Regions from separate parts of the Homo sapiens genome. Here region 2 is linked to region 1. A link is an interaction called in ENCODE POLR2A ChIA-PET data of the cell type or tissue named here. Cell type or tissue: Panc1. All regions are shown on one strand.

Region 1 (8,000 bases):
AAAGGCACTATGGCACCCACTGCCCTCCCTTCCTTGTGCAATCAGAAAGGCGCTCCAACAACGCTCTGGATGCCCCGCCTGAAGTCTGGGTTAGAACTAAACACACCCAGGGCACATGCAAACTCACTGCCCTTAAATAAATATAGTTTAAAACTGCAGAGCTTCCCGTAATACTGAGACACACACGCAGTAGACACTAGTGGGCAAAAACCAACCAAACAAACAAACAAACAGCCCGGGGGAATACATATATTCCCCAAAGCAAATGCTCAGTTCCCATGTAAATCACAGCTTGGTTTAAATAGGCAGATCGAGGAGCAACCTTAGGTGCATACCACAAAAGGGAAAAAGGACAGTGGAGTGGAATTGAGGGCTAAGTCCCAAGTCACTTTCCAGCCAAAAGGACAGGCCATGGTCTGAAATGCAACATCCAAGCACAGTGTCTCTATTCCTGTAACTGTTGAGAAATACAAGTTTTTCACTCAAATCATTTCACTTTCCCACAAAGTGATTTTACATAATAAGAAGGGCCAGTCTTGAAGCACTTATTTGCATCATTTAACACTCCCGATTCTACACAACGACCCTATGGCGTAGGTACCTGAAGAAGAAAGCTTTACTTGAAGCATCTGCCAAAAACAAGAAAGCTGAGAAGGGGCTGGGAAGTCCAAGCACATTCTGAATAAAAACTCTGCAGAAAATCAGACAGTGTTTAATTTTTGAAAACTTCCTCACTGTTCAGTAGATACCCGCCACTGATGGTTACATACACTAGGAACACTTTAAAATTAGGAGATGCTGATCTCTCACATTATGAATTTCTAAATCCTAGAAAGAAAGGCTTGGAGAGCTTCTGAATATAGAGAAGTTCCATTTAAGGACTAGGTCCCCCTTGTTGATGTATCAAAATATTACAGACTCTAAACTGAGACTTAATTCTCAAATGTGTTTTACTTGATCTAAAATAATCTGTCCACAAAAATAAAATTCTAAGTAATAAATTGTTATTTTCCCACCGTGGGAATCACTAACCCATTTATGCCTGAGGTTGCAATTTTTTGAACTGCAAAATCAGACCTTGGCAATGACTTTGAACAAGATATAAATAACTTCCACATGCTTAGCGTTCCAATAATGGAACACTGGGCATATAATGTGAAATGTATTCTATGAAAAGAAATTTTAAAAAATAGGAGCCAGGTACGGTGGCTCACGCCTGTAATCCCAGCACTTTGGGAGGCCGAGGCGGGTGGATCACCTGAGGTCAGAAGTTCCAGACCAGCCTGGTCAACGTGGTGAAACCCTGTCTCTACTAGTTAAATAAAAATCAGCCAGGCATGGTAGCAGGCGCCTGTAATCCCAGCTACTCGGGAGGCTGAGGCAGGAGAATCGCTTGAACCCAGGAGGCGGAGGTTGCAACAAGCCGAGATTGTGCCATTGCGCTCCAGCCTGGGCAACAAGAGCAAAACTTCGTCTCAAAAAATAATAATAATAATAAATAGAAAATAAAATAAAATGGTGTATAATAAAAATAAAATTATTCATATACAAATTTTCAGCAATACAAAAATCCATGAAGAATGCATTATAGAGCATGATAAAGCAAAAGAAAATCCATCTAGAAAATAAACAGGCAATGAACTAAAGAATCTATTAATTTTTGTGTAGTTCAAGAAATTAAAATATACTGCTAAAAGACTATGTCCAAATGGACTGTTATAAATAAAAGGACTCAGGAAATGAAGCAAGGATCACTAGAAGCTAAGATGGCTTCATTAAGACTAAATCAGGCCACAATCATCTCCTTTCTGTCTTTGACAGATGTCTAGGCTGGGAGATAAGGAGACTGTTAGAGCCATATCATAGCTGGATTTCCACAAGGCATTTGGAAGAAACAAGCATGACATGGTTGTGAATTAGACAGGAATTGGGGCTGGATGAAGGTACAGCAAAGTGGGTTGCTACTTGAAGAATGTGCCCAAAGAGTTTTGAATAATTAAAGAATGTCTCCAGAAACTTACCAGAATCTTTTATTAATTGCTTCAACGAAGGTTTTAATGACATGCAAGCCCTATTTTTGGATAAGAAAACACTAACACCAAGAAATGCCAGCAGGAAATTTGACAGGAATACACCATTGCTCTACACAAGACATCACTTCGTAGACTACGATCCCACGCACTCTGACAGGTTGCTCTAAATAAGTCAGCTGGCTGCTTCTATGAGGGGAAATAAACATATGTAAGAAGAGTCTTGGCTGGGCGTAGTGGCTCACGCCTGTAATCCCAGCACTTTGGGAGGCCGAGGCGGGTGGATCACGAGGTCAGGAGTTCAAGACCAGTCTGGCCAATATGGTGAAACCCTGTCTCTACTAAAAATACAAAAATTAGCCAGGCGTGGTGGTGCAAGCCTGTAGTCTCAGCTACTTGGGAGGCTGAGGCAGAAGAATCGCTTGAACCCGGGAGACAGATGTTGCAGTGAGCCTAGATTGCACCACTGCACTCCAGCCTGGGCAACAGAGTGAGACTCCATCTCGAAAAAAAAAAAAAAGAACAGTCTGGTTGTCTGGTAATTGGCAACCATAATTATTGGAAGACAAGGGCTGGCAGCATGGCATCTTACTTGTGAATGGTTGCTGACACACCCTGCCGGGGTTTGCGTGTGTGACACGTATACAACTTGTGGCTTAGGTGAGGGACTGAAGAAACATAGACATCTCATTAAATCTACTTCACTTGATAAAATACCAACTCAAAATTAGACGGACCAAGTTCTTTTTTATTACTTGTACAAGCAAATTTCTCTGGCTTCCTCACTTTTCTGGTCAATTTAAAACAGCTGCCTATAATCAATAATTTTTCTTAAAATGGCCCAGGAAATTTTTCTGGAGATCATCTTTTTGAAAGTAGAATAACAAGTCAGCCGGGCGCAGTGACTCACACTTGTAATCCCAGCACTTTGGGAGGCTGTGGCAGGTGGACCACCTGAAGTCAGGAGTTGGAGACCAGCCTGGCCAACATGGTGAAACCCTGTCTCTACTAAACATACAGAAAATTACCCAGGCGTCGTAGCAGATGTCTGTAATCCCAGCTACTCGAAAGGCTGAGGCAGGAGAATCCCTTGAACCTGAGAGGCAGAGGTTGCAGTGAGCTGAAATCATGCCACTGCACTCCAGTCTGGGAGACAGAGCAAGACTCCATCTCAGAAAAAAAAAAGTAACAGTCAATGTTACATTGCTGGGGTTGATGGCAATGTGATTCAACACACACAGAAATCAATGTGGACCAATACCATAAATACCCATAATTTGTCACTTATAGGAATTTGGCTTTGGGAAATCATCCCAAGGAATAAAAAGGCTATAAACACAAGCAATAAAAAGGCTATAAACGCAAAGAAAGGTTAACCAAACTGTAGCATATCTGCTGCCTAGAACAGTCTACACTCAAAAATCACAAACATGAAGACTGTGAAATGCAGAGGACTCAATTTGTTATGATGTTAAAGTTTGTTTTTTTTTTAAAGAATTTAAAAATTGCTTCTGCACAACGAGTAGGAATACACAGTGTCTGGATGTCAGATGCAAAGAATTTGACTTGCTGGGGTTTCGGGACTACAAGTCATTTTTCTCTAAAATTTATTTATTTACTTACGTATTTAATTTATTTAAGACAGAGTCTTGCTCTGTCACCCAGGCTGGAGTGCAGTGGCATGATCTTGCCTCACTGCCACCTCTGCCTCCTGGGTTCAAGTGATTCTCCTGCTTCAGCCTCCCGAGTAGCTGAGATTACAGGCATGCGCCACCACACCCAGCTAACTTTTGTATTTTTAGTAGGGACGGGGTTTTTCCATGTTGGCCAAGTTGGTCTCAAACTCCTAACCTCAGGTGATCTGCCCGCCTCGGCCTCCCAAAGTGCTGGGATTACAGGCATGAGCCACTGTACCTGGCCAAATTTATTTAACTAAGAGGTTGGTCTTATTGCTATATTACAGGAAGGAAAAAAAGAAATACTGAAAATAAAATGAAGAAGCATAGTCTCCCAGAATGCTTTCATAATTGAGATGAAATTCACGTTGGTAGTCTATACAGTATGAACAGGTTTATATTCCAAATATTTACTCTCATATTGATGAATACTTCATACCCCAAAGCATTTTCCACTATTACATGGTGGAAGAGTTCTCAAGTCAACCCTGGAAAGCCCATTTCACCACGATGAAGCTTAACAACACTATGAACAAGACCTAACTGCTATTTAGTTTCATTTCTGTTGACAAGTATATTCTGAAGCCCAGTTCAACATCCCCAGTGCTCGTTTCACCCAGTCCGAGACTCCCAAGGTTGCTCTTTGATGTTGAGAACACAGGCAGTGTTCTCAAAGGTTAGTACGGTCAAGGGTTCTACAGGTTGAAGCTCCTGGAAATAGGAAAAACAGGCACCATTATGAGGAACCTAGCAGCATCAGAGGTCACCACGACAGCTGGGGTAGGCCCGGGAGTTCCCTTAATGCCTCCAGCAGTGTCGGGCCGGAGAGGAAAGGTCCTGGCCACGTTGCGTGTCAGCTCTGCTTTTAGGAAGGATTGGGCATGGGTGGGCACAGTGCCAGAGGCAGGACCGGGGGAGATGATAAGATGCAGTGTCCATATATCCAGAACACTTGTAATTGGTATTCTGGAGTCAAGGACTACCTATGTCACTGTTTTTATTTTAAAAAAGAAAATCATGGAATGATCACTCATAGATCTACTTGAAATATCATATGAGGCTGGGCATGTTGGCTCATGCCTGTAATCTAAGCACTTTGGGAGGCCAAGCGGGGAGAATCACTTGAGGCCAGAAGTTCAAGACCCTGTCTCTCCAAAAAAAAAAAAAAAAACTTAAAAAGCTGGGCATGGTGGCATGCACCTATAGTCCTAGCTTCTCAGGATGCTGAGATGGGAGGATGGCTTGAGACCAGGAGCTGAGACTGCAGTGAGCTATGATTGTGCCACTGCACTCCAGCCTCAGTAACAGAGCGAGACCCTGTTTCTAAAAATAATAATAAATAAGTAAATGAAATGTCATCTGATGCTTATTACCCATTTCCCAGCTGGGAAGGAAAGGGATCCTGCTAATTTCCTATCAGTCAACCTTGATTTTGCTTCTAATAAGTTTGGAAGATAAGAGAGAGCACAAAATAAACATATACAGAGTTAAAGACTTTGAGGTAGGAGCTTTTTCAACACTGATTTATAATGAATGTATCTCTAGAAACAACAGCCTGAGAAAAAGGGAAGTTCTCAGAGTTTTACCATTTACCCTGGTGGTGTGGAGGTACAATGCAGGAATAGAGTTTGTTGTAAAAGGTTTGCACCATAATTGTTCCTATATTGATGCAAAAAAACCTTGTAGAAAAGGAGAAAATTGTAAAATATTTTTAAAGGAAATGACAAAGAAGTGGGGATCTCTTTAATCCCACCACCATTAAAATTTTTCAGCGGATCAACTCAAAAAGAGAAAAGTTAATATAAAGCCATTACAGACAGGGTCAAGAGAACCAACGGTGCAGGGATGAGGGGGAGGGACAGTGGCAACTGGCCAAGAACAGAAGACAAGGGCAATCTTCGGTCACTAAATACAGACATTTCTAGTAAAGGAAACACGGTATAATTTGAAGACAGAGAACTTGCATGAAAAAGGTAAAAATGTTTTAAATAAGCAGTAAAAAATAATTTTTAATTAAGTTTTTCAACAAGAATAGCCAACCCAAAAGGCTTTGGTTAATAGAAATCACAAATCTCAACTGTTGCTCCTGAAATTGTGATAATACACCATCTATAACTGAAATCTTTCCTGGGAAACTGAAAATAAAAATGCAAAACAGATTTATTACATTATGCCTCAAACTAGTTTTTAAATTGAAAATTCAACGATGCCTGACTTGAGAAGTTTTCTATAATATGCATGGCAATAATAAGTAAATATTCTCCCTCTCGAATACGTATTTAATTTGAATACATATTGGGCTGGTTAGGGAATTTCTATTCCTACAACTTACATAATCTGGTTAACTAATTTATCATATACTCAAGTTCCTTTCTGTTCTGCTCATTATAATACCAGGTTTCTTAACAGAATCTTTAATGATTCTCTCATCATCAAAAGCTGTTCTTGTCTGCCTGTTAAAATGACCAAAGTATGGCACAAAAAATGAAAAAATACCTTCTGTGAACTTGGTCTGAAACAGTCCATGGTAATTTAGGTAGACAAAGAACATTTATTTAAGAATGCATTATAAATTAAAGGCCTTAAATATATTTTAAGTGCTTTTCCTGTACTGCTTTATGATGACCAAAAAAAAAAAAAAAGTACTCATTTCTGACCACAGCCTTAAGAAATCTGCCCCAGCTGCCTGATCTACTTGAAGCCCTGCAAGGGGGCATGGGTTCATGTTCTTGGCCACTGGGCACACCTGGCTCTTCCTCCTTGTTAAGGAGTACATTCCCACAGGCCAGCACCCATCAGGCAACCCAGCCCGGGCCATTCACTGGGGACATCATGGGAAGTGACCTGCATCACAGGACAAGGAGAGGAGAAAGACACTCCTGCCCTGAGGCCCGTCTGACACCTGTGGAGCTGGCGAGCCTTCATGGGCCTTATCGGTTTGCCACCAAGCTGGACTTGTAACCTCAGAAACATCCTGGGTCCAGGGCCAAAGACTGTCCTCAGCACACATAAGGTCAATTGGTATCAATGACAGAAAGGAGCCTGGGCCCATACGGTGAGCCTCGGATGTGCAGGACATGCGTCCCCGTTTCACCCCCCGAACACTTCTGAAGGAGGACTTCGCAGGGACTTCTCTCAAGGAAGGAGGGTCCTTCAGAGTGCAGGGGGTGTGGACACCGCAGACTCCACCTCCCTTAGAGCCATAGTGAAGCCCACAGGGGACCCGCAGGTCAGCCTGGGCAACCCAGGAAGCAGTCAAGGCACAAGGGCACCGCTTTAAGCCTTCAGACATCTTAGCCTCTCCTTTCTAGCTAGAAAACTTCTTTCTCCTTTTTTTTTCTTTTGAGACGGAGTCTCACCCTGTCCCCCAGGCTGGAGTGTAATGGCATGATCTCGGCTCACTGCAACCTCCACCTCCAGGATTCAAGCGATTCTCCTGCCTCAGCCTCCCGAGTAGCTGGGATTACAGGCACACACCACCACGCCCAGCTTTATTTTTTTTCTTTGTATTTTTAGTAGAGACGGGGTTTCACCAGTGTTGGTCAGGCTGGTCTCGAACTCCTGACCTCGTGATCCGCCCGCCTCGGCCTCCCAAAGTGCTGGGATTACAGGTGTGAGCCACCGCACCCGGCCTGAAACTTCTTTAACAAATATTTATGAAGGCTTCTTTCTTACAGAAACTGTTCTGTTCAGGACACTCCTGTGAACAAGAGGCCCACGTGGGTGCTGCCGAAATGCGAGGGGTGTTCGGCCCCACCAGGAAAGTCCACTCAACCTGAACAACAAGCGGCAGCCATGTTCAAGCAGGCAGGGCTGCCAACTCACGCTCAGCAGAGCAAACTGCACCCAATCCAAGGGACCGCAGAGTTCTGAGAACATTTGCTCTCCCAGCTTAAAATAGCAAATGTGAACACTTTTCCTCAGGACTTTCATTTTCTTTGTCTCAAGTCAAAATAATTGTCTTCATGATTGACTGACTCCCCAAAGAGGGTTCAACATTTATTACATGTCATACTGAACAGCATGCTTTGCAGATTAAAATAGAACAAGACTCTGGTCACAGAAATTACATCAACAGGAGGAAAATGAAAATAAGATAACTAACTGTACATGTCCCCAACAGCCCTCTCCACTAGATTATTTCAACAGCCACACGATTTCTGCAGCTATAGTCTCCAGCTCCATATGGTAATCCAGCAACTTCTGGACTCAAATGATTTCCACTCAGCTATAACCATGTTGCTCTCCTGCTCAAAGCCTTCCACAGCTCTCATCACCTACGAAGTTGAATAAG
Region 2 (8,000 bases), 170 kb before region 1:
AGACAAGCAGAATCTATGAAAACAGACAGTAAAAACCCTAGTCCTGATGCCCAGATGATCATCATGGCTGCAGAGCAGGGCTGGTGGGTCAGGAAGAGGCCTGGCCCCGCCAAGGCCACATTCAGACGCTTGGTCCTTATCCTAAGAGCAATGGGAAGGAACTACCCCATGGGGAGGACATGATTAGATTTGTATTTTTAAAAGATGAGTCTGGCAGCGTGAGAACAGGTTAGAAGGAGCAAGAATGGATGCAGGTTGAGCTGTTGGCAATTGTCCAGGCAAGACAGGACGGTATTTTGGACCAGAATGGCAGAAGTAGAGTTTGAGAAAGTAGGTGGATTCAAGAACAACTGAAGACGTAACAACCAGTGGAATGCACTGATGGATACGATGCCCAGGGAAGGAGGTGACAATAACCGGAATAACACTGAGATTTCTGCAGCAGGCATCTGGGCAGACACTGGTGCCACCTCCAGAGATAGCGAGCACTGCAGGATGACTGGGACTGAGAGGTTCCAGCCGAGTTAATTTTCTGAGGTGTCCTTGGATCATACAGGGAGAGACAGTATACAAACAATGACACACATTCATCTGGAGCTCAGAGGAGAAGCCTGGGCAAGACATCTCACATTTAGAAGGTGCCACCACCCTGACTCCATGGAGGATAAGACGGCCAGCGTAGAGTCTAAAGAATTAAAATGCATGAGCGTTGGCCAATATGTCCACCATGGACAGCCAGGTAGGAGCAGAGGAGGCGTGAAGTAAAGGAAGGAGAGAACTGTGTCATGGACATCATGGGATGACAGTGTCCGCAAAGGAAGAAACTGAGAACTGTCTCAAACTCACACCCGTCCTTGACTCAGTGATTCAGCAGGTCACTTGACCCAGGGTTGGGTCTGAACGTCTGGTGCATGGGGAAGAGGATGAATGGCTTCGTCAAGAAACTTGGCTGTGAAGCAAGAGGCAACAGAATGGGGGGTAGCTGGCTGGGGAATCAGGTAAGGGTATTGTTCACTTGCTTGTTTTGTTGTTGTTGTTTGAGACAGCGTCTCACTGTCACCCAGGCTGGAGTGCAGTGGCGCAGCCTCAACTTCCCAGGCTCAGGCAATCCTCCCACCTCAGCTTCCCGGGTAGCTGGGACTACAGGCACATGCCACCATGCCTGGCTAACTTTCATATTTTTTGTAGAGACAGTGTTTCGCCATGTTGCCCAGGCTGGTCTCGAAATCCTGGGCTCAAGCAATCCACCTGCCTCGGCCTCCCAAAGTGCTGGGATTATAGGCATGAGCCACTTTGCCCAACCCGTTTACTTGTTTTTAACTGGAATGACCTGCATGTATTTAAGAAAGGGAGGGGTTAAAAATAGGGGCAAGAGGCGATGACCGATATCCAAAGAGACCTGAGATGATGCGAACACAGAGCTCTAAAACCCAGGACACTGGCTTAGGATGGAAACAACATCCTAAGGGATAGGGATAGGGACAGGCTAATGACAGATCAAAGGAGGTTCATCCTCCTTCGATCTGTGAGAGGGACAGGGACAGGCTAATGACAGATTGAAGGAGGTTCACCTTTCTGTGTTAGGAAAACAAGAAAATTCCTCTCTGATGCCTTCTGTTTCCCTTGTAAAATCAGAGGGCTGGAGGATACAGGAGAGTGGAGAAGTTTCCAAACTGTCATGCTGCCTGAGAGGGTGAGTTAACCAGAGAGCGCACTGGGAGCCTGCTGTCCCAGCCACTAAACTCTCTTGCCACTGCCAGGGTGGCCACAGAACCAGCCTAAACTTCTGCAAACTCCCCAGGACGAATCAATGACACTTTGGCAGTGCAGTTGCCTATTTTATGAATTGTTTTTAAACATCTCTCCTCTGTTTCTGGCATTTCTGTGGAAAGCATCAAACACAAGCACCTATTTGAGCCAAGGGAGCATGTGGTTTTATAACACATGGGGCTGGGAGCACAAGATGGGCCTGGGTAATTCAGTGTGTTCAGCAGCTCCGCAGCGGGAACACTGCAAGAAGCCGATCACACCCCAACGCAACCAGGCTGGGTGAGGATGCATGGCCTGTGAGGACCTATCTGTTTCCCAGCGAGATTGCAGAGCTGAGGGAGAAGGTCTGGGGCACGCTGGACTTAAACCATTAGAAATGGATGAGCTGGGAGCAGCAAAAAGAAAAAAGAGGTTGCCACTCAACTGCAGTGAAAGCACTGGCCTTTGCTATGCAGCGAGGGTCACAGGGAGGCGAGCGGAGCTGGACTAGGTCATCCTGGGCTAGTCACTTTTTCCCGCATCCTAAGCACACAGAAACCAGTTACCGATGAGTTAAAAGGTAACAAAAACACCATAAGCTTTCTCTAGAGGGTCACATTTGTTATGATCTCTTTAACCCCAAACTCCTACCCCTTCAACCAAACCGTAGCCCCTGTTCTCACTGAAATCTATGCCGCTGATCTCTTGAACACACTCACACATCCACATGGCCTGACTGGAAAGGCATCTGGCTGAAATGAATGGACCTCTAGAGAAATCTCATTGCCCATCAGTAGGATTCAAAGATGCACCTGCTTACTGAATCCAGGCGCCTCTGCCAGGGTTTGAAGGCCTACTGTATTTATTAGTTTGCTGAGGCTGCCATAACGAAGTACCACAGACTGGATGGCCTAAACTACAGAAGTTTATTCCCCCACCATTCTGGAGGCTGCAGGTGCCAGCAGCTGTGGGTTCTCCTAGAGCCCCCATCCCTGGCTTCTGGACAGCTGCCACCTCGATGCATCCTTGCCTGGTCTTTCCCCTGTGCGAGCATTTCCAGTGTCTGTCCAAGTGGCCTCTTTTAAGGAGTAGGGCCTACATACACCAAGGGCCTCGCTTTAACTTAATCACCTCTTCAGAGACTTAAGCTGAGCGCTCACGCCTGTAATCCTAGCACTTTGGGAGGCCAAGGTGGGTGGATCATCTGAGGTCAGGAGTTTGAGACCAGCCTGGCCAACATGGCGAAAGCCCATCTCTACTAAAAGTATAAAAATTAGCCAGCCGTGGTGGCGCATGCCTGTAATCCCAGCTACTCGGGAGGCTGAGGCAGGAGAATTGCTTGAACCCAGGAGGCGGAGCTTGCAGTGATTTGAGACAGCACCATTGCACTCCAGCCTGTGTGACAGAGGAGACTCCATCTCAAAAAAAAAAAAAAAAAAAAAAAAGCAACACAATCTCTGAATACACTCACATTCTGAGGAATTCAGGGTTAGGGTTTCAACACACACAATTTTGGAGGGGACAAATTCAGCCCGTAGCACTGTTCTTCCATAATTCAGCTGCAATACCGCCTTTGAGCCCATCTTGCTCCATTTCAGTCAGGCGCCCTGTTTTCTTTCCTCCAATCCGATTTGTCTCTGATGCCCTGTTAATGCTACCTTCCCCGTTTGGAACACATGTGTGCTTTGCACATCATTAGGTGACCTTGGCATTGTGTGAGCATCATACAGTGAACTTACACACACCTAGGTGGCATAGCCTACCACCCACCAAGGCCAGGTACAGCCTACTGCTGTCAGGCTGCAAACCTGCACAACCGCTTACTGTGCTGAATACTGAGGCCAACTCCAACACACTGGCAACTACCTGTGCATCTAAACACAGAAAAGGTACAGTGAAGACCCAGGATTATAGTCTCATGGGACCACCATCGTACACGCAGTCTGTCATCCACAAGGTCAGTATGTGGCCTGTGGCTGTACTCGGAGGTGAGAGGAGATACTAAGGCCAACGTATCAAAGGCAGGGCAAGCTGAATCACTATCCCCAAAGCTGTTCTCCTCTTTCTCAAAACATCCTTTTTCCCCCTATTATTTTGGTGGGTGATGTTTTAGGTGGATTTCATAAGCAACTGGAATGTTTGAGGTGTTTTGGAAAGGGTCTTATTAAAAGATAATCAGTTATTTGATATGAGAGCAGGGGCAGGGAAGGGACTAATATTTCTTGAGCACCCACTGTGTGCCAGGCAGTGGGTAAGTGCTTCACACATTCTCATTTAATATTCAAAACAATGTGGTCACTTCACACATGAATGAAGGCAAGCTCAGAGGGCTTATTCAAGCTGCTCAATGTCACATAGCTTGAATCTGACATCAAGTCCGGCTGAATCCAAGACTAATATGCTTCCCTCCAAAGCTAAAGGACTCAACAAAAGTTCAGTTCTCTTCTTAACTACCAAAACAGCATATGACAAAAACAACCTGTCAACTGTAACACATATAGGAGCCAAGAAAATATTTGTCATAGAAAAATATCCAGTGTCTAGAATTCATTGCAACAAATTAGTCTTTCTGCAGTTGACTCCTAAAAGAAAAAGAAAGAGCCGTGCGCGGTGCCTCACGTCTGTAATTCCAGCACTTTGGGAGGCTGAGGCAGGCGAATCACAAGGTCAGGAGATCGAGACCATCCTGGCTAACATGGTGAAACCCCGTCTCTACAAAAAATACAAAAAAAATTAGCCGGGCGTGGTGGCAGGTGCCTGTAGTCCCAACTACTCGAGAGGCTGAGGCAGGAGAATCACTTGAACCTGCGAGGCGGAGGTTACAGTGAGCCAAGATCGCGCCATTGCACTCCAGCCTGGGTGACAGAGTGAGAAAAAAGAAAAAAAGAAAAAGAAAGAAACAAAAAAACTTTACTTTGAATTCTTTGTAATAATTTGTTTCAAAGTAATTTTAAAAATTATTTGACTTTATTAATTTTACATTTGGTTATATTTAAAAGATATGTTAAGTGTGGCTTTCTTGTAAACACCTATCACTTTCTAGAGATTTTCACTTCCGGTCAAAATAGAGTAACAGGGACTGGATTTATTTTCCTATACAAAGCAACTCCAAAAATGGAGAAAATATATAACACAACAGATCTGAAAACATGGTACACCAAGCAGTGAGAAACGGTGATCTCCAAGAGACAGGAAAATGAAAATGTGATCCCTGTGAGCGCCCCAGCCTGCTGCCTTGAGTGAGTTTCCAGGCTCTGGTGTAGGAAGGAGGAACACAGGTAGGATGCGGCCAAATCCATGAGTGCAAGAGATGGAGGGGAGAGTTCAGGGGGGCCAAAGGGATGCGAGTTCACAGGACAGAGTACCAGGGAGTAGAGAGATACCCAAAAAAAACTTAGGAGAGCCACAGGGGGTTATCCTTGAATGTGTGGGAAGTAGTCAAGGTCAGGAAAAAAAAAAAAAAACAGAAATGTATTAGAGGTAACAGTGCCTAGTGCTCACAGGGCCAGGAATACTACCTATTCCCATCAGCCAGTCTGGAAAACCTCATGATTCCTGGGGCCTTGGCAGAGTGCTGAAGAGTCACGCTTTAGTAGTCGGGAATAATTCACCCCAGACTATGCCCTACAGTGTCCAGGCTAACAAGTCTTAAAAACCAAATCCAAAAGGATCAAATCGCTTCCAAATAACTATATCCCAGAACAAATTCAATAAAACTTACAGTAATACAGAAGTATGCAGCATATGTGACATCCAATTTTTAAAAATCAGGTACAAGAAGCAGGAAAATGTGACCCACAAGGAAACAACAAAAATCAGTAAAAACTAACCTAGAACTCACACGAATGACAGACTCCATAGAGAAGGACATGAAAATAATTATTCTAACTATATTCCATATGTTTGAAAAGTTGAGATATGGAAGATATAAAAAAAGATCCAAGCTAAACTTCTACAGTGAAAACTATACTGTGAGATATAAAATGTTATGCTCTCTGGATGACTGTAACAGCAGATCAGCATTCCCGAAGAAAATATTACTAAACTTGAAGACCTAACAATAGAAATAATCCAAAATGAAACACACACAAAATTTAAAAAGCAACAAAACTGTAGAACACTTTAAGCAGCCTAATGTACAGTAAGTCCTCACCATTGTCAATACATTCTCAGAAAACTGCTACTATAAGCAAAAGGAAGGATAACAACAAAGGATATAAAATGAAGTCATCAAAAAATTTCAATTGAAAGGAAGGCAGATAAAAGGAACAAAAGATGATGGCTAGACAAAAAGAAAACAAACAGCAAGGTGTTCAATTTAAACTATATCAATAATCACATTAAATGTAAATGGTCTAACCCCTCCACCCCCCATTAAAAGGCAAGGATTGTTAGTCTGGATTAAAAAAGAAAAAAGCAAGTATATGCTGCCTACAAAAATACACTGCTAATGTAAAGACACAAATAAGTTAAACAAAAAAGGGTGAAAGTACACCATACTAAAAAATAATAATTTAAAAACTGAAGTGGCTATATTAGTGTTGGGCAATGCAGATGTCAGAATAAAGAATATTGCTGGGGATTTAAAAAAGGGTAATTTCTTGGCCGGGCTCAGTGGCTCATGCCTAATCCCAGCACTTTGGGAGGCTGAGGCAGGTGGATTACCTGAGGTCAGGAGTTCGCGACCAGCCTGGCCAACATGGTGAAACTCTGTCTCTACTAAAAATACAAAAATTAGCCGGGCGTGGTGGCGGGCACCTATAGTCCCAGTTAGGAGGCTGAGGCAGGAGAATCACTGGAACCTGGAAGGCAGAGGTTGCAGTGAGCTGAGATTGTGCCACTACACTCTAGCCTGGGCAACAGAGCGAGGCTGTCTCAAAAATAAATAAATAAATAAATAAATAAATAAATAAAATTTTAAAAGGGTAATTTCTTAATGATAATGGAGTCACTTAGTCAAGAGCACGAAACAATCTTAAATATTTATACACTTAATAACAATTTTAAAATACATGATTAGGAAACTGATGAGACTGCAAGGAGAAACAGTCATGCACCGCATAGTGACATTTCAGTCAAGAACAGGCGCATAATACGTCAGTGGTATATATCATAATCCTGTATTTTTTACTGTACCTTTTTTAGTTTAGAAACACAAATACTTACCATTATAATTGCCTATTGTATTCAGTTCAGTAATATGCTATAGAGACAACCGTACTTACACCACCTGTTTGTGTAAGTACACTCTGTGATGTCCGCACAATGAAATTGCCTAAAAACACATTTCTCAGAACATATAGCCATCGTTAAGTGACGCATGACTGTAGAAAAATCAACAATTATAATTACAGAGATTTTTAATATTTATTTCTCAATATTAGTATGTAGGCAGAAAATAAATAATAGATTTGAACAACGTAACCTCATTGAAATATATTGAATATCCTACCCAACACAGAACATACAGTCTTTTCCAAGTGCATGTAAAACACTTGCCAACATAAGACATATTCGGGACCATAAAACAAGTATCAGTAAATTACTTTAAAAGCTTCATGTCATATGAACTATGATTTCTGACCACTATGGAATTCAATAATAAAGCAACAATTGAAGAATTTGTGAAAAATCTCCCATAGATTTAGAAATGAAATACCATACTTTTAAATAAAGAAGAAACCAAGGGGAAATGGGAAAGTATTGAAAATGAAAACACAATTTGTGGATGCCACAAAGAAATCAACCTTTGTGGGATGCCACAAAAAAACCCTATTAATTTTAAAAATAATCTATTACAATTTAAACATATGTAATCTAGAAAATTAGATAATTCAAATACGGAAAATTTTTAAAAATATGTTTTTCACCATTAGGAGATCATCATTAACACTTTAGGGAAGTGGTTCTCAAAGTTGAGCATGTATTAAAATTGCCCTAAGTAAGGGCTTGTTGAAACGTACACCACTGGGCCCTGTTCCCAGAGTTCCTAATCTGGGATGCGGCCCTGAGAATGTGCATTCCTAGCCAGTTCTCAGGTGATGTGGATGCTGCTTGTTGGTCTGTGGACCATGCTTTAAGAACCACTGCCTTAGTACATACATTTCCATATCTCTCATTATATGTGATGTGTATGAATATAAACATTCATATACTTTTTAAAAACCAAAATGAGATTTTTTATTTTTTTGAGACAGGGTCTTATTCTGTCACCCAGGCTGGAGTACAGTGGCTCGATCTTGGCTCAATGA

Evidence for each region. ChIA-PET counts read pairs that join two places held together with the same protein. Peaks named below come from ENCODE experiments on the same cell type or tissue, not always from the same donor. Only the 100,000 strongest peaks of a DNase experiment are listed, where the experiment ranks them.
Region 2: POLR2A ChIA-PET joins it to region 1 with 5 read pairs; 3 of 35 experiments call an interaction of 5 or more read pairs at or near these places.

The regions. Positions count from the first base shown.
Region 1 is chr13:98,187,611-98,195,610 of GRCh38, reverse strand. The region is part of intron 1 of FARP1 (FERM, ARH/RhoGEF and pleckstrin domain protein 1); the gene reads right to left. Among named protein-coding and RNA genes, the nearest start is that of RNF113B, 14 kb to the right of the region's middle. In Panc1, no CTCF peak of the experiment used is centred here; no DNase peak of the experiment used is centred here; H3K27ac peaks cover 243 bases.
Region 2 is chr13:98,355,285-98,363,284 of GRCh38, reverse strand. The region is part of intron 3 of FARP1 (FERM, ARH/RhoGEF and pleckstrin domain protein 1); the gene reads right to left. Among named protein-coding and RNA genes, the nearest start is that of FARP1-AS1, 77 kb to the left of the region's middle. In Panc1, no CTCF peak of the experiment used is centred here; no DNase peak of the experiment used is centred here.